3 separate regions of the Mus musculus genome follow, and regions 2 and 3 are each linked to region 1. The links are chromatin loops, found by intact Hi-C in ENCODE. Cell type or tissue: left cerebral cortex. All regions are shown on one strand.

Evidence for each region. A loop is a pair of places that touch in the nucleus more often than their neighbours do. Peaks named below come from ENCODE experiments on the same cell type or tissue, not always from the same donor. Only the 100,000 strongest peaks of a DNase experiment are listed, where the experiment ranks them.
Region 2: it touches region 1 in a loop (2.0-fold over the local background); 5 of 42 quality-filtered maps call a loop at or near these places.
Region 3: a loop joins it to region 1, with 2.2 times the contacts of the local background. A loop is called at or near these places in 4 of 42 quality-filtered maps.

Annotation. Positions count from the first base shown.
Region 1 is chrX:13,034,730-13,042,729 of GRCm38, forward strand. 5730405O15Rik (RIKEN cDNA 5730405O15 gene) reads left to right here and starts at 7,286. Exons shown (of 3, transcript NR_038158.1): 1 at 7,286-7,380. In left cerebral cortex, CTCF peaks have their summits at 4,753 and 7,165; DNase peaks (open chromatin) are centred at 2,621, 4,622 and 7,141; H3K4me3 peaks cover 1,307 bases; H3K27ac peaks cover 1,167 bases.
Region 2 is chrX:12,933,075-12,941,074 of GRCm38, forward strand. It overlaps AA414768 (expressed sequence AA414768), which reads left to right and starts at 3,799. Exons shown (of 1, transcript NM_001272033.1): 1 at 3,799-5,467. The coding sequence starts at 3,891. The coding sequence ends at 5,054. In left cerebral cortex, no CTCF peak of the experiment used is centred here; DNase peaks (open chromatin) are centred at 3,985 and 4,456; H3K4me3 peaks cover 734 bases; H3K27ac peaks cover 528 bases.
Region 3 is chrX:12,946,535-12,954,534 of GRCm38, forward strand. No RefSeq gene overlaps it. Among named protein-coding and RNA genes, the nearest start is that of AA414768, 14 kb to the left of the region's middle. In left cerebral cortex, no CTCF peak of the experiment used is centred here; DNase peaks (open chromatin) are centred at 233 and 4,897.

The DNA.
Region 1 (8,000 bases):
TTATTATGTAAGCAGCAAGCCAAAGCAAAAGAATAAATAGCAAGTGATAGACAGATGCATTGATAGATACAGAATATTGCCAACCCAGGTACTCAAAACCTGCACCAGTCAGCTAGAGTTCCAGATACAGAGATTCCTGGGCAGAGTAGAGTATCTCCTTGGGTGAGGCTTCCAAGCGAAAGAAGTAATAGCAACATAGAGATAACATCATCAAATCAGGTGCTCACAACATCCATCACAAACCAACTGGGGAAGCGGGGACAGTTGCTTAGCATTCCTAATTGAGCTGTGCTTTCCCTCCATTCTGAGGTTCCCACGGCAGAGCTTCTGGCCTGTCTTTCCCACTGCAGGCAATTTTCTATCATAAACAACAACAACTTCTGTAGGAAACATTTTGCCTTGTAGCTATTGTCAAGGACATGATGTTTTTACTCCTGGGCTGTTTTGCTGTTCTCTCCCCTTCCTGTCACAGAGCAGATAGCCTGTGCTCAGACAATCAGCTTTGGAGGACACTGAGATAAAATAAACACGCTTGGGTCTGAAATGGGCCATGGGGGACGCTTCCAGCACAAGCTTCTCTGTGAGCACACAAACCCCGTGACAATTTACCAATAGATTGTACATTACACAAAGTTTCCAAATTTGATTTTGGAACTCCCGTAAAGCCACCAATCTAAACTGCACAATGAATAACAACATAAAACACAGAGAGAATTGCCACACCAAGACACAGCCAGGTCCAGTTGCCGAAAACCAGCGATACAGAAAACCTGAAAAGGTGCAAGGGAAGACAAGAATATAAACTAAAAGTGACCAAAGCTAAAAGTCACTGTAGACTTCTCTAACTGTGAAATTTATTATAAGGAGTTCTTTAATGAGCTGAAACAGAGGGAAATGTGTCTTCTTACAATTTTCTCCTTAGAAAACATAGCCTTTAAAAACATGGGAGTGTGGGGTTGGGGAGACAGCTCAGTGGGTAAAGTGCTTGTTGCCCAACTCAGACCTAAGTTTAGATCCCTTGCACCCAGGTAAAAACCTTCAAAGCTGGGTTTAACCAGTTTGCAACCTCAGGGATGAGGGGTGGAGACAAATCCAGAAGACTCACTAACATCCAAGCAGCAAGCTCATGCTTGTGTGAGACACTGCCTCAAAAATCAAGGAGGCATAGGTCTCTAGCCTCAGTGGAGACAGGAGGACTTCTGTGAGTTTGAGGTCAGCCTGGCTTACATAGTGATGTTCTAGGCCAGCCAGGGCTACATAGTGAGAGACTTTCTTTAATCAATCAATGAAATCGGATAAACAAGGTAAAGAAGTGATTGGTGAAGAAATTCTAATTTTAACCTCTGGTCTCTTCACATGCCCACTTGGTATGCACACCAATACTCAGTACATACCACACACAAATACACACAAGTCCAATTGTGGAGCTGGAACTAAAGCAGATGGGCAAGGCCTCAACCCTACACAAAGAACTACAGGTAACTAAGAAATGCTGAGAACAGGAGAAATAGTCTTCCCCACTTCCCCAAGGAAAAGCATGACAGTTGGTTATTCAATACCAAATGGTCAGCCATGAAAGCATACATACAAATAAGTAACATTATACAGACTGAGCTACTACACACATACACACACACACACACACACACACATACACACACACACACACACACGAGACAGGGTTTCCTCTGTGTAGCCCTGGCTGTCCTGGAACTCACTCTGTAGACCAGGCTGGCCTCCAACTCAGAAATCCGCCTGCCTCTGCCTCCCAAGTGCTGGGGTTAAAGGCGTGCGCCACCACTGCAGGGCACATTACCAACAATTAAAGAAAAGAAGGACATGAATTTGAAAGAGAGCAGCAATGGGAGGGTGGAGTTGAAAGGAGGAAAGGGAAGAGGAGAAGGATTAATTATATTATAATCTCAAAAAAAAAATAAATAAAAAGCTAGAATAAGAACATATTAAACCTGGAGTGAAGTTGCCAACTGAAAGCAACTAAATAGAAAATGGGGGCTGATGGTTCAGTGGGGCAATGGCACAAGCCTGATGCCCTGAATTCAGTCCCTGAAGCCCATGTGACGGTGGAAGGAGGGAGCTGACTCCACACAGTTATCTTCCACACATGCTCCAAGGCATGTGTGCGCTCCCCACACATCATATATACACAATAATAAACAATAGAATATGGACAAATAATACAAAGATCAATAAACCTAATGCTGGCTCTTTGAAACTATTCATAAAATGGATAACCCTCTAGGTAGACTGATCAAGGAGAAAAGTAAAGAAGAGAAACACAATTGCTATTGAGAATAAAGGAGGACATATCATATAGATGATGGAGATTATACATGTGTGTGTGTGCTTTGTTATGTGTGTGTATCAATGCGTGAGAAAAAGTAATTGTAACTATATCCATAAGAAAAGGCTGGAAAATTGTGGATCTGATCTTAAATTGAACAGACAGACATACCTGCCCTTACGCAACAAGCAACCTTATGATTTTTAAGATTTTTCTGATTCAGATCACTAGCTCTTTGAGAAGGCATTTGTCACAAAATTCCAGCACATAATATCAAAACTATGCAAAGCTCTAGTGGGTTGCTACCATGAGTCATCACAACACAGTCTGGAAAGAGCTGGCAAAGACTGCCTTGTATTTTTATATGAAAGGATATGTTTATTTCAGAAACGCGGGACTGCTAAACAATTTGAAAATAAAGGATATTCACTACATTCACAATACAGAATGGCCTTAAAAGATGACTTTCATAAAATTCATTTAAAGGATATGATACACCCATTCATGATTAGAAAAATCATTTGAAAGCTCCAATTGAGAGATGGGCTTCCCTTAGATGACACAAGAATGGTAGAGAAAACATCAAAAGCTTTGAAAACAAAATCAGAGAAGCTCATGAGCACTGGAATGTAGTTCCTAGCCAGCTGATGAGGCAAGAAAATATGATTAGCCATACTCCAGGAGTATGGGGAACTGAGGAACATCTGTGTGGAAACTCATGTATGTTAAAAAGTTGACAAGGAGTGGGGAAACATGGACTGGAAAACTTTATATTGCAAAAATATCAATTTCCCATGAATCTGCTATGTTTGGTCATTTCTATATTATGTCTTTAAAATGAGGTGGCTGCATTAGTCTTTTGTATTGGTTTAGTCTTGTTTTGAGACTGTCTCTACCTCTTTATATAACCATTGCTGGTCTGAAACTCCCTATATAGATCAGGCTGGCCTCTAATTTGTAGTGATCCTCCTGCCTCTGCCTATTGAGTTTTGGGTTACAGATGTGAGGCATTACACACACACGAAATTTTTTTTCTGAAACTGATTTTAATATTTGATGGTAATAGTGCCACTATTGGAGGTATTAAGATGCTTTGGTGTCAAACTAATTAAAATGGCATTTGGAATAATGAATGGCTTGTCTTGTACTGGCCACCTTTTATTTTTTTAATTTATTTATTATAGCCCTGGCTGTCCTGGAACTCACTTTGTAGACCAGGCTGGCCTCGAACTCAGAAATCTGCCTGCCTCTGCCTCCTGAGTGCTGGGATTAAAGGTGTGTACAACCAATGAATGCCTGGTCATTTTTCTTGTTTTTAAAAAAAAAACTTTTTTAGATTTATTTTTGGGTGAGGGCACACACACCATGGTATGAATGTGGAAGTCAGAGGATAACTTGTGGGAGTCTCCTTCCACCATGTGGGTTTGTGGGATCCAATTCAGGTTTTCTGACTTGGCAGCAAGTGCCTTTTCTTGCTAAGCCATCTTATTTTTCCTGTTTTCTTTTTCTTTCGCTTTCCTTTCCATTTTTTTTTTAAATCTTCTTTTTTTTTAATTTATTTTATTTTTATTATATGTAAGTACACTGTAGCTGTCTTCAGACACTCCAGAAGAGGGAGTCAGATCTCATTAAGGATGGTTGTGAGCCACCATGTGGTTGCTGGGATTTGAACTCAGGACCTTCGGAAGAGCAGTTGGGTGCTCTTACCCACTGAGCCATCTCTCCAGCCCCTCCTTTCCATTTTTTAAAAAAATATTTATTTATTATTATACATAAGTACACTGTAGCTGTCTTCAGACACACCAGAAGAGGGCATCAGATCTCATTACAGATGGTTGTGAGCCACCATGTGGTCCTGGGATTTGAATTCAGGACCTTTGGAAGAGCAGTCAGTGTTCTTGCCTGCTGAGCCATCTCGCCAGCTCCCTGTTTTCAAAAGTATAAAAATTACAAATAACTATATGGAAAGCCTTTAGGGGTTTTCTTCTGGGAGATCAAGGTTTGGAGGAGACAGAAACATAGGGCCAATAGGTCATAGCAGGTGCTCTTCCACCAGATTTGGGGCTCATCTCCTAGCAGGAAGGATCCAGATAGCCTGTCCTGTCCTAAATGGCATAGCATGAACGGGCAGTAGTTGATCGCTTCCAGGGCTCAGTTCACATTTTCTTCTGAGTGGCTCAAAGAGCGAAGATGCCTGCTAAAATGGGTCTTTATATCTAGAAGGGAGAGTTTGCCAAGAGTGCCTGACTTGGAACAGGGCAGAGCTCCAAATGTATTGAGTTTGCCTCTAGCTCTTGCCAAAGTTGTATCAGGCTCTTTTCAAAGCCATTTCATTCCATTTCACCAGCACTGTAGGTCACACACACACACAGTGGTACTTTGGGCTTTTGTAATCAGAAAACAGAAATGCCATGCTGCCCCAGCAGGGATCCCTTACGGTGCTGAAGTCAGATGAGCCTCGCCTTGGCAGAGAGCCCCTTCTGGTGTGGTGGAGGATTGAAGAAGAGCCTTCCTTGAGTCCTAGTGTAAACAGCCCTGCTGGGAATCAATTAGCCAATGCACAGCTCTGTGGAAGAGCCTGGTGGGTTCTTCTTCCTTTCCACATTTCCAGTGCACCCCAAAGCATAGGATCAACTGTGTTCTAGGTGACAAAAGGGTTACCTCTGACCCCCTCACCTCCATCACCCTCTCATTTGCTCCTTCACCTGCCTTCCTCCTGTGTTTCTTGTAGATATTTTGTAATTTCCTGCTTATTTCAGCTATAGCGTTCCTTGTATATATTTTGATATTTTGTTTGTTTATTCTTTTGTTTCAGATAGGGTTTCATGTAGCCCAGGTTGGCCTTAAACTCCTAAAGTAGCCCAGGATGACCTTGAGTGCCTGAGCCTTCTGCCTCTACTTCCTGAGTTGTGGGATTACAGAGATATAGCACAATTCCAAGAATGTTTTTCTTGTTCTTATTCTCATTCTTGCTCTCCCTGTTTATCTCTCCTTTCCTGCCTCCCTCTCTACCTCCCCCTCCCCATCTCTCAAGAAATGGACATTTCTCCTAAACTCTCAGGCTCAAGTCATTCTCCTGCTGCAGCTTTGAGTAGCTGCGACTACAGATTCATGTCATTATGTCCTGCTGCGTATGTCTTTGCCTGGTGCCTTTTTTTAATTAGATATTTTCTTTATTTGCATTTCAAATGTTATCCCCTTTCCTAGTTTCCCCTCTGAAAGTCCCCATCCCCTCCCCCTTCCCCCTGCTCTCCAATCCTCCCACTCCCATTCCTGGTCCTGGGTGCCTGGTACTTTCAATGTCTAAGCATTCCATTATCCATACACAGGTTTGTCTATTGGAGTCTCCATTTTAACGGTTTGAATAAAGTGTAGAAATCTTACCTCTTTTAGTAACTTAACACTCTCCCATTTATAATGTAATTATGTTAATGATTTCCTCCATACATTAAGAACTACAAAAGCCTGTGCTGTAACTATTGCTTTAACTGTTAAACATGATTTTAAAAGGCCAAGATGAGGAAACATTGTCTACTGTATTTATCTTCCCTTTTACTCTGTCATTCTTCCTTCCTTCCTGATAGCCAAGACTTCTCTGTCATTTATGTTTATCAAGATTATCATGGTTCTTATTTGCTACGCTGGGAAATCAAACCCAGGGTCCCTCCTCTCTCAGACTGTTAAGTGTGGCATATGAGACCCACCATGCCTGACTAAATTTCTCTTCAGCACTTGAGAAACATGGCAGTTTTCTTCCACTGTTTTTGCTTTCTCCTATTTTTTCTCTTTAGAGAACATGTTTTCCTCTGGGTGCTTAGGTTAGTTTCTATTAACTTTCAGAAGCTTGGCTCTGATAAACCACAGGTTTTTGTTGTTGTTTATCCTGCTTAAAAATTTCTCAGGTTTGCCCTACAGTGGTGGTGAATATGTTCAATCCCCGCACTTGAGGCGGAGGCAGGCTGGATTTCTGTGAGTTCGAGGCCAGCCTGGTCTACAAACAAGAGCGAGTTCCAGGACAGCCAGAGCTACAGAAAAACTATGTCCCAAAAAACAACAGACACACATATTCTGCATCTATATGTTTATGCCTTTTGGGCAAATTTCAGAACATTTTAGGCATTCATTCTTTGATTACTACTTTAATTTCATCTTTCTCTCTTGAAACTCTTATGATCAAAAACTTAGATTTTTAATATATTATCTTCCATGTCCCTGAAGGGCTATTCTTTTTTTCCAGTCTACTTTCTTTCCTTGCTTAAATAGAGTAAATTCTATTCTAATCGGATCAATTCTGATTTTCCCCCTAGACTTTTAGATTCTGCTATTGAGTCTAATTTTTTTTTTTGCCTGTAAGCTATTGTAATTTTCAGTTCAAAAAATTTTGAGTTTTGAGACTTTCCTCCCCATTTGTTTCAAACAAACATGCTTACAAAAAAGGGCTACAAATGACAGCTGTTTTTAAATCCTTGCCAGTTGATTCTAACAATCCTGTCACCTTAGTGAATTGTCGTTTCCCACTCAAGCTGAGAATTCCCCGATTCTCAGTATGGAGAGTATGTTTCAAAAACTGACGTTATATTAGTTAAATACTATGTTTCAGCAAGTCTCTCCTACGCAGCTCAAACTAACCAGCTACAGGCAAGGAAGGGTTAAGTTCCAGATTCCGAGAGCCGCGTTTGCTGACGTGTGCGCACGCGCACGCTCGCACCTGCGCCTGCGCTCCTGGACTACGTGTGACTGCCTGGCGGGGCGGGGCTGGCGGGGCAGGGCGGGGTGGGACAGGATGCTGGCTCCATTCTAGGCCGCTAACCGCCAGTCGCCTTGCGCTCTGTGGCGCCTCCACATTGCCTCCAGTAATCTGGCGGTAGCTAGGAACTCGTCAGCGCTGCAAGGGGGGTGAAAGTTCAGACCCCTGGCTGGGTGACGTCGGCGGAGGGGGCGGGACGCCTCGGATCTTCTTGGAGGAGGGGAAAGTCCGGGCTGTTTCAGCAGAGCCAAGGAATGGGAGGCGCCCTAGCCTCCCCGCAGGCCACAGCGCTGGGACTCCTGCCTTCCCTGCTATCTCCCTGAGGCAAGGGGTGTGTGGGAATGTCTCTTTACTGTTAGAAGGCTCGAGCTTTTCCTGCTTAAGGGTGGGGCCACACAGACTTTTGAGATTTTTTTACCCCCTTGTAGTGTTTGGCTGAAATGGAGCTGTCATTGTGCAGAAGTTTTCTGTCTAGATAGAAAAATCAGACTTTTCTTGCAGGGTGGGATTTTTGTTTATTTTGTTTTTCATTTCTCTCTCTGTGCCTGCTCTTTCTGGGGTGCTGGCTTCTCCAAAACCAGTTTGGAAGGTATGGAAACCCACGGTCATGTGTTCATCAGGTCCGGTAGCCCTCAATAGCTCTGCTTTTCACCTCCACCTTATTTTATATCGAAATTAGGCATTTTGGGTGTTCTTAGTGGTACTGGGGAAAGTGCATTTTACTCCATTTTTCTAGAAGCCCAGGGCCTAACAGTATTTTTTTTCATACGTCATCACAACCATGAAAGGATGTGTGCGGGCTTGGTAGGCCTTTTCAACTGAATGGGAATCCATAAATGAATAGGTCAATAGGAAGACATTTTAGAAAATCAGGTTCTTGGTTGGTTTTTTATTTTATTTTATTTCATTTTTTTTTGTCTTTAAAAAAATTTTGAAAAGATATATCCCTGC
Region 2 (8,000 bases), 100 kb before region 1:
TATATAATGAGTTCCAGGGCTACAGAGAGAAACCCTGTCTCAAACAAACAACAAACAAACAAACCAAAACAAATCAAACCCAACCCAACCCCACAGAGTGTATAGAGAAGGGTATCACCATTGATGTGCACTGACAGGTAAATGTATAGGTACACTTGCAAACACCACATGCACACACAAATCAAAGAGCAGAAAACAAACAAAAAGTTCAGTTCATTCATTTACAGCAGCATCAAAAAGAATAACCTCTGTAAGGATTAAGTTAATAAAGAAGAGAAGAGATTTCTACACTGAAAGCTATACAATATGGCTGACAGGAATTCAAAATACATCACATGGGAAGGCCTCCAGAAGGCATGGGCTAGGAGACTTAATCTTGCTACTCTATCTACACTGCTCAAAGCAGAATCCAGCTTCAATACAGTCTCTACAAAGACCCAAGTGACTTTCCCCCCTAGAGATAGAAAGGGAAGTATTAAATTACTATGTAACTGTAAAGGATCGCTAACATTAAAAGCAACAGTGAACAAGAAGAACACGTGTAGATGCTTCTCTATTTCAAAATCTACTACAAAGCTACAGTGAGCAGAAGTGTATGGTATTGGCATAAAGACATGCATGCAGAATGGAACAGAAGGAACCGAGAAATAGATATATGCATGGGCATATATGGTCAAGTGATCCTTGATAACGGTACCAAAATTTCATGATTAGGAAAAGATCATTACTCCATCAAATGCTGTGTGGGAAACTGGCTATTCACAGATGTCCTGGTTGGTCATGGTGTTATATCACAGTCATAGAGACTGTAGCTAGGACAACAGGCAAAAAGAATAAATTTGACATTTGTCTTATATCATATACAAATGCCAACTTAAAGTAGGTTAAAGGCATGGACACGAGTTCTAAAATAGTAAATACTCATAGAAGATTGGGGGAAAATCTTTACAACACAATTGTAACAAAATGATTTCTTGCACACAAACAACAAAGCCAAAATCAGACACGGAAAATTACAACAGACTAAGAAACTCCTGGTCAGAATAGTCATCCGTATGAAAAAGCAGCCAGTAGAATTTGAGAAAATCTTCAAACTTTACAGCTGATTTAAAAAAAAAACTTTTTAAAATATTCCAGACTGGCAAGATAGCTCAGTGGGCAGAACCATTTGCTGTCAGCCTGGCAGTCTGAGTTTGAAAGGATACCGCCAAGTTCTGACCTCCCCACATGACCCTTACCCAAAATAAACACATAACAATTTGACATTAATATCTTGGTTGGGTGGTGGTGGCACATGCCTTTAATCCGAGCACTCAGGAGGCAGAGGCAGGTGGATTTCTGAGCTGGAGGCCAGCCTGGTCTACAGAGTGAGTTCCAGGACAGCCAGGGCTACACAGAGAAACCCTGTCTCGGAAAAGAAAGAAAGAAAGAAAGAAAGAAAAGAAAAGGAAAGGAAAGGAAAGGAAAGGAAAGGAAAGAAAAGAAAAGAAAAGAAAAGAAAAGAAAAGAAAAGAAAAGAAAAGAAAAGAAAAGAAAAGAAAAACCAACCAAACAAAAAAGGTTAATATCTTGGCCTGGAGAGATGGCTCAGCAGTTAAGAGGACCTGAGTTCAATTCCCAGCATCCACATGGCAGTTCACAACCCAGTCCTAGGGGATTTGACAGTTTCTTCTGGCCCCCACACGTACTGCACTCACTTGATTCACACACATACATACGTGCAGGCAAAATACCCACACACAGAAATGAAAAATAAAGATTGTCTTAGTCAGGGTTTCTATTCCTGCACAAACATCATGACCAAGAAGTAAGTTGGGGAGGAAAGGGTGTATTTGGCTTACACTTTCCATACTGCTGTTCATCACCAAAGGAAGTCAGGACTGGAACTCAAGCAGGTCAGGAAGCAGGAGCTGATGCAGAGGCCATGGAGGGGTGTTCCTTACTGGCTTGCTTCCCCTGGCTTGCTCAGCCTGCTCTCTTATAGAACCAAGACTACCAGCCCAGAGATGGTCCCACCCACAAGGGGCCTTTCCCCCTTGATCACTAATTGAGAAAATGCCTTACAGCTGGATCTCATGGAGGCATTTTCCCAACTGAAGCTCCCTTCTCAGTGATATTCCAGCCTGCGTCAAGTTGACACACAAAATCAGCTAGTAGAAAGATGAAAAATCTTAAGTTAATATTACAAAATATTAACAACTCAATAGCAAAACAAAACAAAAACCTGATTTTAAAATGGACAAAGAAGCTGGAGCAGTGGTGGCACACGCCTTTAATCCCAGCCCTTGGGAGGCAGAGGCAGTCGGATTTCTGAGTTCGAGGCCAGCCTGGTCTACAGAGTGAGTTCCAGGACAGCCAGAGCTATACAGAGAAACCCTGTCTCGAAAAACCAGAAAAAAACCCAAACCAAAACAATAAAATGGACAAAGGAGTCGACAGGCATTTCTCATGAGAAGTGCTGAGACTCTTGTGAAACCGCTCATCTTCACTAAACTATGAGCAAACCGCAGATGAAAACCACCAAGAGGTATCTTGTCACACCTCACCGGGGGCATGATAAAAATAAATAAGTAAATAATAAAAGAAAAAAATGACTAGTGATAACAAAGATGTGGAGAAATTGGGCCCTTGCTGGGCTGGAAGTAGCTGTGAAGTTTCCTTTAAAAAAATCTATGTACAGGCCAGGCAGTGGTGGTGCACACCTTTAATCCCAGCACTTGGGAGGCAGAGGCAGGAGGATTTCTGAGTTCGAGGCCAGCCTGGTCTACAGTGTGAGTTCCAGGACAGCCAAGGCTACACAGAGAAACAATGTCTTGAAAACCAAACAAATCTATGCACAACCTAAAGCCTTCTGAGTCCACCAAGCCTGCTTGTGCTTATTAGAAGCAAAAGCAGGAGCTCTCTCCTCTCTTTCTCCTCACTCTCTGTCTGTCTGTCTGTCTGTCTCCCCCCCCCCCCCACTCACTTACTCACTCACACACTCTCTCCTCTCTATCTCCCCAACTCAGTGTCTGTGTTTTGTATGTGCAAGATAACCTCCCAGTCTGCCTCTCATACAGCACTGGGATTACAGGCATGCCTTAGGCTAGGCCACGCTTTTTATACAAGCGCTGAAGATTTGAACTTCTCATGCTTGAGCATCGAGTGATACTTATTTGCTGAGCCATCTTTCAGCTCTGAAATCAGTGACCCATGTTCACTGTAGCAGTATTCAAGATAGCCACGATATGGAAGCAACTAAAATGACTGTTGAAATGAATCGAGAAAACAACCGACCGGGAATGTAGCTCAGGTTGTAGAATGCTTGCCTACATGCTCCAAGCCCTGGGTTCCATCTTTAGCCTTTAGCACTACACAAACTAGCTGTGGTGGTGCATTCCTGTAGTTCCCACCATCCAGGAGGTGAGGGTAGAAATATCAGAAGTTCACATTTCTTTTAAAATCAGCTTGGGGCCATAGCTTGCACGCCTAGAATGCTTGTGGCCTTGGCTTCCTTTCCCAGGAGGCCATAAACTGGGTGTGGTGGCGCTGTGAAATCAGCACTGGGTGAGGAGGGAGGTAGAGGCTGGAGGTTCAGGCGTTCAAGGCCATCTTTGGCTACACAGAGTTCAAGACCAGCCCCCATTATTCAAGACTATGTTTCAAAACAAAATTAAAAAAAAAAAAGAACAAAAGGTTCCGTTATGCAAGATGAAAAGGCCCTGTAGATCATTGTGCGACACAGTGCTTAGACTTATGACTGAGGCGGCCACGCTCTGCGGGTCGCGGAGGCGGGCAGAGGCGGAGCCGCAGGAGCCCGGCCCGGCGGCCCCAGGGGCGGTGGCAGCCCAGCAGGCGTCTCGCGGGGCCTCTTTGCTTCCACACTCGTCTCAGAGGACCCAAAAGGAAGGATGTCGTCGGGGCTTAAGGCCGAGCTGGAGTTCCTAGCGTCCATCTTCGACCAGGACCACGAGCGGCTGCGCATCGTGAGCTGGCAGCTGGATGAGCTGCAGTGTCAGTTCCTGGTGCCGCCGGCGCCCGCGGGCAGCCCGCCCTCGCCGCCGCTCACCCTGCACTGCTCCATCACCGAGTCCTACCCATCTTCGCCGCCGATATGGTTCGTGGACTCTGACGATCCAGATCTCACATCGATCCTGGAACGACTGGAAGATTCGAAGCCCAACAGTTCGCTTCGTCAGCAGCTCAAGTGGCTGATCTGTGAACTCTGCAGCTTATATAACCTGCCTGAGCACCTGGATATGGAGATGCTGGACCAGCCGGTCCCCATGGCTCAGAAGGCGACCATCGAAGAGGTGCCTTCAGAAGATGAAGGTGAAGATGCAGCTGACGGGGTGGAAGACTTGGACCATTATGAGCTGAAAGAAGGAGGAGGAGGAGGAGGAGGAGGAGGAGGAGAAGAAGAAGAAGAAGAAGAGGCTAGTAGCGAGAAAAAGTCAGAGGATGAAGGGCTTGAGAAAGAGCATTTGGCAATATTAGAGAATATCAAGAAGAGCCAAAGGCAAGAGCATTTGAATGGTACCGTGTCTGGCTCGGTGCATGCTTCAAACAGACTTATGAAAGAACTCAGAGATATATACAGATCGCAGAGCTACAAATCGGGGACTTATTCCGTGGAACTGATAAACGACAGCTTATATGACTGGCACGTTAAACTGAGGAAGGTTGACCCCGATAGTCCCTTGTACGGTGACCTTCAGCTCTTGAATGAAAAAGAAGGCATTGACTATATTTTGCTTAACTTCTCTTTCAAAGATAACTTTCCGTTTGATCCTCCATTTGTTCGCGTCGAGTTGCCTATTCTCTCTGGAGGGTATGTTTTGGGTGGAGGGGCGTTGTGTATGGAACTGCTCACCAAACAGGGCTGGAGCAGCGCCTACTCCATTGAATCAGTCATCATGCAGATCAATGCCACCTTAGTCAAAGGCAAGGCCAGGGTGCGCTTTGGAGCAGATAAGAATCAATATAATCTAGAAACAGCCCAACAGTCCTATGACTCCGTCGTGCAGATGCATGAGAAAAAGGGCTGGTTCACTCCTCCAAAGGAAGATGGGTAAATAGTAGACTGTGGTGTATTTGGAACAAGGTAGCTTTAAAGACACAAACAAGCTTTGCATATCTTTGTAACAGTAGTGCGGAAGATATTAGCTAATTGGTGTTTTAGTGGATAAACTGTCAACTGACCACCAGTAGAAGTCCCAACCTTTTCATTTTGCTTACTGTGGGGGTCTTGGGCTGAACTGTGAGCCTTTACTGTGGTTTTCCCTGATAAATAATCATAGTGTCCATTTTTTTGTCATCATCTGTTTTCCTTGATTCCGTGAAATGTGTTAAGTAGGCCAGTCAGTTGTGACTTTATAATTTTTGTTTATTGGGCTATTGGGGGAGGGGGGATAATGAGTATTTACAAACATTTGTTCCATTTAGTGCCAATAAAAGTTTTGCCAGTGTCCAATCCTGGCTTAAAAGAGTTTTTTGGTCTCTGTGTGTTGTTTGTGTGATGCTGCGGATGGAACCCAGGGCCTCCTGCGTGCTACACGACCTATCCCATTGAGTTGCGTTCCCAGTTGAATGGTTATGTCTTCTCAACTACAGTCTTTTAGGGTGTAAAGCCATTTGATTGCCTAAATAATGATAAGAACTTTGCTCATGAATTAATAACATTTTTATGGCCAGATTTATGCTATGAACTATTTCCTAAGGCTGGACTCTTGAAACTGAGTTATACTGTACTTGGGCAAAGCAATCAAGGCTTGTTAGCACTCATTTGCACTGGTCGTGCTTAGCAAACTCTTTCTCCGCTTCCTCTGCCCCTTCTTTGAGACAGGGTTTCAGTTACCCGAGGTTGGCCAGGAGCTCTGGATCCTTCTGCCTCTATGTCCCAGGTACTGATGAGTTTGTTTCTTGTTGGTTCGATATTTTTTATGAAGCAGAGCCACAGTCTATAGCTTTGGGTTAGTTGTGAAACACTGCCATTCTTCCTTTCCATTTTACTAACCGGATGCTGCAATTTGTTGTAGACTGATAAACTTTATGAATTGCTCAGCAGAAGTTACATATTTAAGTTCCACGAGTACTTAATTTGGAGACTTCTATTTTTTTTTCTACTGTCATAACAATGAATGACTGTGCATCAAAGAACTAATAGGAACTTTGTATGTGTCAACTCCTTTATAGGGTGTGACTTTATAGGGTGTGAATCAGTGTACTTTCCATTTTCTTACCTCACCCAGTTGTGTCCCCTTAAGTTGGTAATGGTTGGATTTAATCGTGTATATGAATGTGTGTGGAGTGGGGTATATGCACTCGAGTGCAGATGTCTTCAGGGGCTGGAAGGCATCAAACCAAATTTGGGTCTTCTGCAAGACTAGTATGCATTTAATGGCTGAGCCATCTCTCCAGCCCCTCTACTTTGTTATTTTTGAGACAGAATCATTCATGGAACCTGGAGATCACCAGTGGTCTAGGCTTGGCTAGCCAGTGAGTCCCAGTTCTTGGATTATAGAGCTTCCCAGTTACAACTTCAAAGCTCTGGGATTACAGGCAAGTGCCAGGACATCCAGCTTCTCGTGTGGGTACTGGAGATGTACACGCAGGTCCTGGGACTTATGCAGCAAGCACTTTACCCAGGGCACCATTCCCCTCCCCTACAACTGCTTTAACATTCACATATCAACTACATTAACCATACCCAAGAGACATGGCTCTTGTGCATTATTGTATATGTTCAAATTTTTAAAATTCTATTTTGGTTACAAGGGCAGGCAATCACGATTTGTGGGCCAGGCCTAGTGGCCCAGATTTGTAATCCCAATTACTCAGGATCTTGAGGCAGGAGGCTTGATAGTTCAAGGCCTGCCTGAGCAATTGTTACCATTCAGCCCGGGTTAAGATACCATCTCAAAATTAAAAGTTGTAAACAAGACAAAAGAAAAAATAATTTTTAAAAAGAGTAAGAATTAGAAGTGAAAAGGGGCATGTGTATAGGGGGAACTAGGAACGTAGCTCAGTGGTATAACCAGTGCGTAGCATTCACAAGTCCCTAGGTTTCAGTCCCACCAGGACCCCCACACCCCCCCCCCGCACCCCATTTCATTTTTCTGGCATTCTCCCTCACTTGGTTACATTTACACAGCATTTTGGCCAGTTCTGGTAAACTGTGACAAGGCAGAATCATCTAAAGCGTTACAATTCCCTAACCATTCAAGTTCCTCGAGCCGATAGCCAAATCTTGAACACACTACCGAATTCTGCCACACCCTAATTGATATCTGAACATTGATAGCTTTAGTTCCCTTTGTCATCGAAGATGTATTGAGTAGTACATGGTAAGCTTTATAAAACTGAATCGAATGTACAAACAATCATGAAAACGACTGGGGCTAGAGAGCTGGCTCAGCAGTTAAGAGCATTGTCCTGCTCTTGCAGAGGACTTGAGCTTGCTCCTAGCATCCACCACAGGCAGCCCACAACTGCTGGCCACCCTGTGCCTCTGACCTCTGAGCACTGCATTCACAAATCCACACTGAGACACACATGCATACACACAGTTACAAATAAAAATGAAATAGTTTAAAGACAGCTGTTGTTGCTGTTATTATTATTAGACTTTTTAGAGACAGGGTTTCTCTATGTAACCCTGGCTGTCCTGGAACTCTTGCTCTGTAGATCAAGTTGGCCTTGAACTCAAAGATCCACTTCTCTGTGCCTCCCATTAAAGATAGTTATTAATACTGTACCATACATTTAAATAATAAGAATAAAAACTCAGATAATGTACTTTCAGGAACTTGCTAGGAAGGCCAGGTTGGCCTCAAACACATGGAAATCCACATGTCTTATGGCTTCCAAATACGGGATTAAAGATCCTTACCTGCCCCCCCCCCCCCCCACTTTTGACACAGGGTCTTAGCAGGTCTGGAACTCTCTAGACAAGCTTGGCCTCAAATTCACAAAGATCTGTCTGCCTCTGCCTCTGCCTCTGCCTCTGCCTCTGCCTCTGC
Region 3 (8,000 bases), 88 kb before region 1:
CACTTGAGCTGCAGCTGACACCTCTGGAATGAGGCAGATGCTGTGGAGGTGGGCACACCTGCAGGGGTGTGGGGCCACAAACCCAGCTTCTGGGTTAAGAGCAGTCCAGTATAGCTGACAGCTGTGATTAGAAAGATCAGAGCTGTGGAGACGGAGAGTTGGCTCAGTAGGTAAAGTGCCTGCCAAGTAAGCACAAAATCTTGAGTTTGGATCTCATGTACCCACCCACGTTGCGGTGTGTGTGTGGGGGCAATCTTGGGAGACTCACTGGCTGGCCAGTCTCGTGAAAACTGAGAGCCACAGGTTCAGTGAGAGGCCCTGTCAAAAACTAAGGTGGAGAGAAATTAAGGAAGATACCTGACAACAATCTCTGGCCTCCACACATGCCAATGTATATTCATACATACATACACATACATACACACACACACACACACACAGAGAGAGAGAGAGAGAGAGAGAGAGAGAAACAGAGAGAGACAGAGAGAGACAGACAGATAGATAGACAGACAGACAGACCAACAGACAGACAGAAGTGAACATAGTGTCCCTAAGGGCACTTGTACATCTGCTACAAGTCCAGGCATAGACAGTGCTTAGACACCCAGGGGACAATAGGCAACGGGTAACAGTTACTTGTCTGTAGAATGCTCTTGGCAATACTAAGGCAAGATCCAGAGCCACAGAAAACGTTCAGAAGTAGATGGGTTGTCAAGGCAGACTCTTAAGTATCTGAAGCAAGTATAAGAGCAAGAGAGAGAGTCAAAAGTAGAAGTGTGGCTAACAATGTGCAGAACTGTGACTCCAGCTACAGAGACAAAATTTTCTAGATTGAGATACCATAAGCTGCAAGAATCTCAGTTCTGAGTCCCAGCATGTGGAGAAATATTCCACCCAAATGCAGTGTGTATGTCCTAAAGCATAGAACGTCTGAATCACAGATAAATGGGCATCACCTGGTACTTGAAGTAGAGGGACAAGACCTTCAAGGCAAGGGATGGGCCCTGCTGTGATGTTTGCAGCTCAGAAGTTGTCATGAGCCAGGGCCTCCATCCTTCCTTCTCAATGTGTTCTTTTCGATTATTGTTTACATGTATTTGTTTATTGTTTGTTTGTTTAGTGTGTGTTTGCAAGCTTTGTGTGTGTGTGTGTGTGTGCGTGTGTGTGCGTGTGTGAATGCTATGGTGCTCAGGCAGAAGTCAGAAGCTCACAGAGTTGGTTCTCTCTTTCCACCAAGTGAGTGGAGGGCTAAGGCTTGGCAGTAAGTGCCTTTGCTCCCTGAACCATCTCTCTGGCCCTGAATGCATAGCCCCGACTGTTCCCTTGTTCTACTCCTACCACAAGCCTTTGGGGTAGGGAGGAAGGAAAGAAGGAAGGGCAGGAGGGAGGGAGGGAGGGAGGGAGGGAGGGAGGGAGGGAGGGAGGGAGGGAGGGAGGGAGGGCAGGGAGGGAGGGGGAGGGAGGGAGGGAGGGAGGAAGGAAGGAAGGAAGGAAGGAAGGAAGGAAGGAAGGAAGGAAGGAAGGGGTGAGTAGAAGATTGAGAGAGAGACTGATCAGACCAAGCCACCAAACCAATCAGACCTACTACATCCTGAGCTGTGATCAGGGCCCCACCCAAACCACCTAGCCAGCTTTTCCTTCTCCATCCCACGCTCTTGGCCTCTGAAATTCACTGAGAGAGGATTCGAGAGCACTTTGAATAGCCTCTACTTTGAACAGAAAAACTCCCCTCCCCTTGATTTCCCTGTTCCCCTTCAAATGACACAGTCCATGTCTATTTTGGTCCATTTCCTGTTAAAATCACTTCCTTTTTCTCTTTCTCTTCTAGTTCCTTATTCATCTTTTCCCCTAGGCTCTTGTATTTGCTGCCTCTGCCGGGTTTTCTTTCTTCCTGAGTTTGAACTTGGCTTGCTTTCCCCACCGCACCTCTCACAATGGGACTCAGGTCTCTTCTCTTGCACACTCATTTCTACAGCTCGTTATCCCCATGGCCCTTTCCTTACCCTTGCTTCCTTTCCAATTTTGTTTTCATTTTAATCCTTCATTACCCAGCTTTTCCTGGCAAATGTCCCGACCCAAACTGCATACTTTAAGAAGTCTTTTCTCTTTCCTTTCTCTCTGGCTTTCAAAAAGTCTACCTCAGGGACCTGTGCTATATCATTCACTATTGAAATAACAAATGCTTCATTTATTACTTTGAATATGTGGTGTTTTTGGCCAGTGGAGCTCCCACCCAGGTTGTCTGTCTTGAAAAACTTTCTTTTGGGAAACACTGTGGAAGGATCAGATGAACCTCTTCAATACTTTCTTTGAACTATTTCTGCACATTAGTTGCAGAATTTCGGCTGTGTCACTGCACATTTGGAGCAAGACTTCTGATGAGGTGCTCACTGCCTCACACAGCCTCCTCAGAAGGATTTTGTTCAAGTGCAACCACATTTATTAAGATACCCCAGCTCGCGGCTGGAGAGATGGCTCAGTGGTTACAGCACTGGCTGCTCTTCCAGAGAACCTGGATTCAATTTCCAGCACCCATGTGGCAACTCCAGTTCCAAGGGATCTGATGCCCTCACACAGACATATGTGTAAGCAAAGCAACAATGCACATACAATAAGAATAAATCATTTTTAAAAAGAAAAGATGTGCAAAGTGATTAAGCTGCTAGCATATCAAGTTGGGGAGCCGGATCACTTTGAGGGGTTTGTTTGTAGGATATTTCTTTGCAGAGAATTTTGTTTGGATCTCAAAAGTCTTTTGACGGTGCCATATGGGGAAGTCACTTAAAATTGCTCAGTCTCTCCAAATTGTCCTAAGTGAGGAGTTCCAAAGTGCATTACTGGTGTTCCAAGAGAAAAATACCATAAGGCAGCAACAAAGTGCTTTGGGACTCTTGAACATTTCACCACCCTGGGTCTAGCCAACTCTCTTCAGTCCTCCCAACCCCTTTTGGATGGGGACAGGCACAAAAAGGGAGGACAGATGAGCTTGAGGATGGGAGCTGCTCCTTGTCAGCTGGGTAGGACAAGAACGAGGAGGGCAGGGGCAAGATAGGAGCTGCTACACTGTCTGCCCTCCCAGGCCTTTCCCAGGCACGCCATTATTTTGGTCATCTGAGACCCTCTGGGGGCTGCATGGTCCTTTTTGCTCAAGGTACTAAAAGGCCAACGGAGCAGTGAGTGGTAGAGAGGACATAGGCTGCAGTGACTGACAATATACAGTTGGGATGGATACGATTGCAGCTAATAGATGTCCTGGGAATGTGGCACATGTAAGTAATCCCAGCATTCAGGAGGCCAAGGCGGGAGGATCAACCTGGCTATAGTAAAGTCCTATTCCAATAAACAACAAATAAAACAACAGCAACAAAGAAATGAAAAATACACATTTGGAAGGCATATGACTAGAGTTGGATACTTGGCTCTTCTGTGTGATAGCGCCTTGACTGGGAAAATCTCCGTACCTTCGTTTCCTCCTTTATATTTTGGGAACAAGGTTATGGAGAGTGAGCAGGTTAATGCTTTGTAAGGGTCTGCTTGGCACAGTGCCTAGCACACATGAAGCTCTGAGCAGGACTAGTAACTCAGTTCTCATGCTTTTAATGTCATACACTCTTCCTTGGAAATAATTGGGGAAGCTGTAACGAAGGTTGTTTGAAAAGACAGCCTTCTTGTCTCCAGAGCATAAAAGATATGGTTACATGGGAATATAAAATGTAAACATCAAAAATAAAATGATTTAGAGAGACACCAGGCAGACTGTCAGAGCCACGCTGTTGGCAAGCCTTCTCATCGTGAAACAATACCTCACTGATGGTTATGCTGTTTTTATAATAACTGAAAGGAAGGACAGATGAAGGTTAGGGAGAAAGGGAGGAAGGAAGGGAGGGGAAGGAGACAAATCAGAAGGGAAGGCAGAGAGAAAAGAAAACCCTTGGAGATAATTTACTTATTTTTGCGTTAGGGATAAAATCCCAGGCCTCACACGTGTTTGGCAAATACTCTACCACTGAGCTATATCCACTACCCCACCTTCCCCTCAAAACAATATAGAATTAAGGGCTGGCTAGATGGCTCAATGAGAGGGTAAAGGTGCTTGCTGGTAAGTCTGACTACTTGCTGTTAATTACCCAGAACTCAGGGTGAAAGGAAGAAAACTGACCCCTGACCTACACACACACACACACACACACACACACACACACACACACACACCACACCACACCACACCACACATTGTGTGTACACATACAATATCGATATATAAAAACTAATTGGAAAAAAAATACGGATTCAAGATATTAAGGGGGGAAACTGAACATGGTGACTCATTATATTCGTAATCTTAGCACTCAGGAGAGAGAGGCAGAAAGATCAGGAGATTAAGGTCATTCACAGCCTGGACTGAAAATGTCCATCGGGGGTGGGGGGGTGGAGGAAAGGAGGGAGGGAGAGGGAGGGAGGGAGGAAGAAAGTGAGAGGTGAGTGGAGGAGGAAGAGGGAGGGAGACACACACACACACACACACAGAGAGAGAGAGAGAGAGAGAGAGAGAGAGAGAGAGAGCGCTCGAGCAGGAGAGAGGAAGGGAGGAAGGGAGGATGTTTACTGAGCACCTATATAAATTTGGACAGTGTATGGCTGCACCAATGTATGTGTTCTTTCTATGTGGTATGGACCCCCTTTTACCATAGACTGGGGTCTCTGTTTCCTTCTCTGGAATTTGGGCAGAGGCTTCCAAGGCCTCCTGTCCGTGCGTACAGTAAAATGATGCTCACTTCTTCCAAGGCTAGGTCAGGAGACAGATTCTTCTGGGATCTCTCCCAGAATACTTGTTCTTGGACTCAGCCCCCGCTCTGCCTGGGCCACATGAGAAGGCCACAGGGACATGTAGGAGGGCTGGCTGCCAGCCAGCATCAACCACCAGCTGTGTGGGTGACTGAGCCCTTCTGATGGTTCCAGCTCCTGCCTGCTAGTTTGTCCCAGGGAAGCCCAGGCATTGTGAAGTTGAAATAAGATGTCTCTAAGGGTCCCTGTTTGACCTTGGCCCATGGAAACCATCATGCACAGTAAAATTATCATTGCTTCATGCCGCTCAGAGTCCAAATCACTTGGAGATTTTTTGTTTTAAAGATTTGTTTATTTTTTTTAAGATTTATTTATTATTATATCTAAGTATACTGTAGCTGTCTTCAGACATACCAGGAGAGGGTGTCAGATCTCTTATGGATGGTTGTGAGCCACCATGTGGTTGCTGGGATTTGAACTCAGTACCTTCAGAAGGACAGTCAGTGCTCTTAACCGCTGAGCCATCTCTCCAGCCCCCATTGTTTATTTATTATATGTAAGTACACTGCAGCTGTCTTCAGACACCCCAGAAGATGGCATCAGATCTCATTACAGATGGTTGTGAGCCACCATGTGGTTGCTGGGACTTGAACTCAGGACCTTCGGAAGTAACCGCTGAGCCATCTCTCCAGCCCTTCACTTGGAGATTCTATAGACACAAAGATTGTGGGTTCGAGAAAAGAAAGACGCTGGAACTCTCCCATGGCAATTTGCATTTGAACCCTTAGAATCCATAGCACAAAATATTGAAATCTCCCCTTTAATGAGCATTCAGACTTCTCAAATATTTTCATATGAGCTGTGAGCCAAACGGACAGTTTCTGGACAAGTGCTATGAAAACCTTCTAGCGCTCCGGGGCTCCCAAGAACCCTGAGCAAATAAAGATTCTCAACTTCCGAGTAATCAGAGAGGGGTCTGGTGTGTGGGGCCCACAGGAAGGCTGACCAGCCATGCTTTGCGCTTTTGCGCTGCCGCTTAGTTAGCTACCAATGCATGTACGGAATGTAACATGGCAAGTGGATCTGTGTGAGTCCAGCCTAGTCTACAAAATGGGTTCCAGGTCAAAAAAGAAAAGAAAGGTAAGAAAATAGCCAGACTTGGCAACATGTTCCTAGAGTTCCAGCACTCAAGAGACTGAGGTTTGAGAATCCTGAGGCTGAAGCTAGCCTGGGCTACAGCATGAGATCCTATCTCAAACAAATGAAGAGAAAATACCATTTAAAAACCGAGAGAAGACACCAGTGATTCTATTTATCCCAATAAAAATATACAAGTAATTCATATTTACTTCTTCTTAGACATACTAAAAAGTAACTCAAAGTTAATTTTAAACTCTACCATAATCCTATCATCTAGAGATGTAGAAATATCCACTCAGAATATGTTGCTGAATACTTTTTAATGTGTTTTAGATTTATTTTAAATTATGCATATGCATGTGGGGATGAACACATGACAGGTGCCCTCAGAGGTCAGAGGCATTAGACACCCCTGGAGCTGGAATTCCCTGGAGCATGAACCCCCCTGATGTGGGTGCTGAGAACTGAACTTGGGTCTTCTGCAAGAACAGTATACATAGTATACATTCTTCTTAACTCCCGAGTCATCTCTTCATCTCCCTGATTTTATTTTTAAAATCTTAACATTTATTTATTTATTTACTTATTTATTTGTTGGGGGGTGGTGGAATGCAGACTGTGGCACAAGTTGAGAAGCCAGAGGGGAACCCATGGGAGTTGGTTCCTTTCTTCTACCGTGTGGATTCTAGGTACTTAATTCATGTGCTGAGGCCTAGAGGCAAGAGCCCTTGGTTGCTGAGTCATCTCATAGGCCCTGCTCAGTTACTTTTTCATTGACAAATAACATTCACATGTTTTTATGGAACTTAATGTAACTTTAGGAGGCATGTATATATATTGTGGAAGAAGCAAATCAGACTCATTAACATATCTAGACCTCACACACTCCTGCCACTACTTTATGGGAAGAAATACACACTGAGGTGAATTGGAATCACCCTGCTGGCAAACATAACCCAAGTGTCACATTCAACTCACTGTTGCCCATGTTGACACCTTTCCATGTCAGCAACTGTAACTCTACCTTATTATTCCAACAGTCACAAAGGAACACATTGACCCCGTGTACTACAGTTAGTTTAGTTTGATTTCTTGTTCTTGGAGATCAAATTGATTCTCCTTCCAGCTTTCTGTGTCAGTCTTGCACTGGACACATATCTAAATAGACATAACTAATTATTTCTTTTTAAAAAATTCCTAGAAGTGGGATTTCAAGACCAAAAGGGTTTTTGTTGTTGTTCTTGTTTGTTTGTTTGTTTGTTTTGAGATGGAGTTTTACTATATAATTGTCTTAAGCCACTGTTCTATTACTGTGAAGAGATACCCATGACCACAGCAACTCTTAAAAGGGAAGACATTTAACTGAGGCTGGCTTACTGTTCAGATGTTTAGTCCGTTATCATAGTGGGAAGTATGGCAGCATCCAGGCACAGATGGTGCTGGTACAGGAGTGAGGGTTTTACATCTTCATCCATAGGTAGCAGGAAGAAGAGAAGCTCTGGACGTAGAGTGGGCTCCCCCTCCACCTGCCTCAGAGACAGGGTTTCTCTGTGTAGCCCTGGCTGTCCTGCAATTTACTCTGTAGACCAGGCTGGCCTTCAACTCACAGAGATCTGCCTATTGCTTCCAGAGTGCTAGGATTAAAGGTACTACACTGCCCAGCTGAAATGAGACGCCAACACCCACCCTCAGTGACACGTCCTCCAATAAGGTCATAATTCCTAATCTTTTTAGATATACCACTCCCTGGTGACCAAGTATTCAAATTTATGAGCCTATGATGGCCATTCTTATGTAACTTTGGCTGGCCTGGAACTTACTATGTACACTAGGGTGGCCTGAAACTCAAAGAGATTCACCTGCCTCAGCTTTCTGAATGCTAGGATGGAAGGTGTGTGCTACTATGTATACTTCTATATGGAGAACCTGTTGTACACTATAAACTTTGCAATTGTTTTTCTAAGGTTGTTTGTTGTTCGTTCAGTGATTTTTTTCCCTCCATATAGACAGTACCTTCATGTTCAGTGATAATAGCATTAGAGAGCCTAGAGAGATGGCTCACTCTGTGTGTGTGT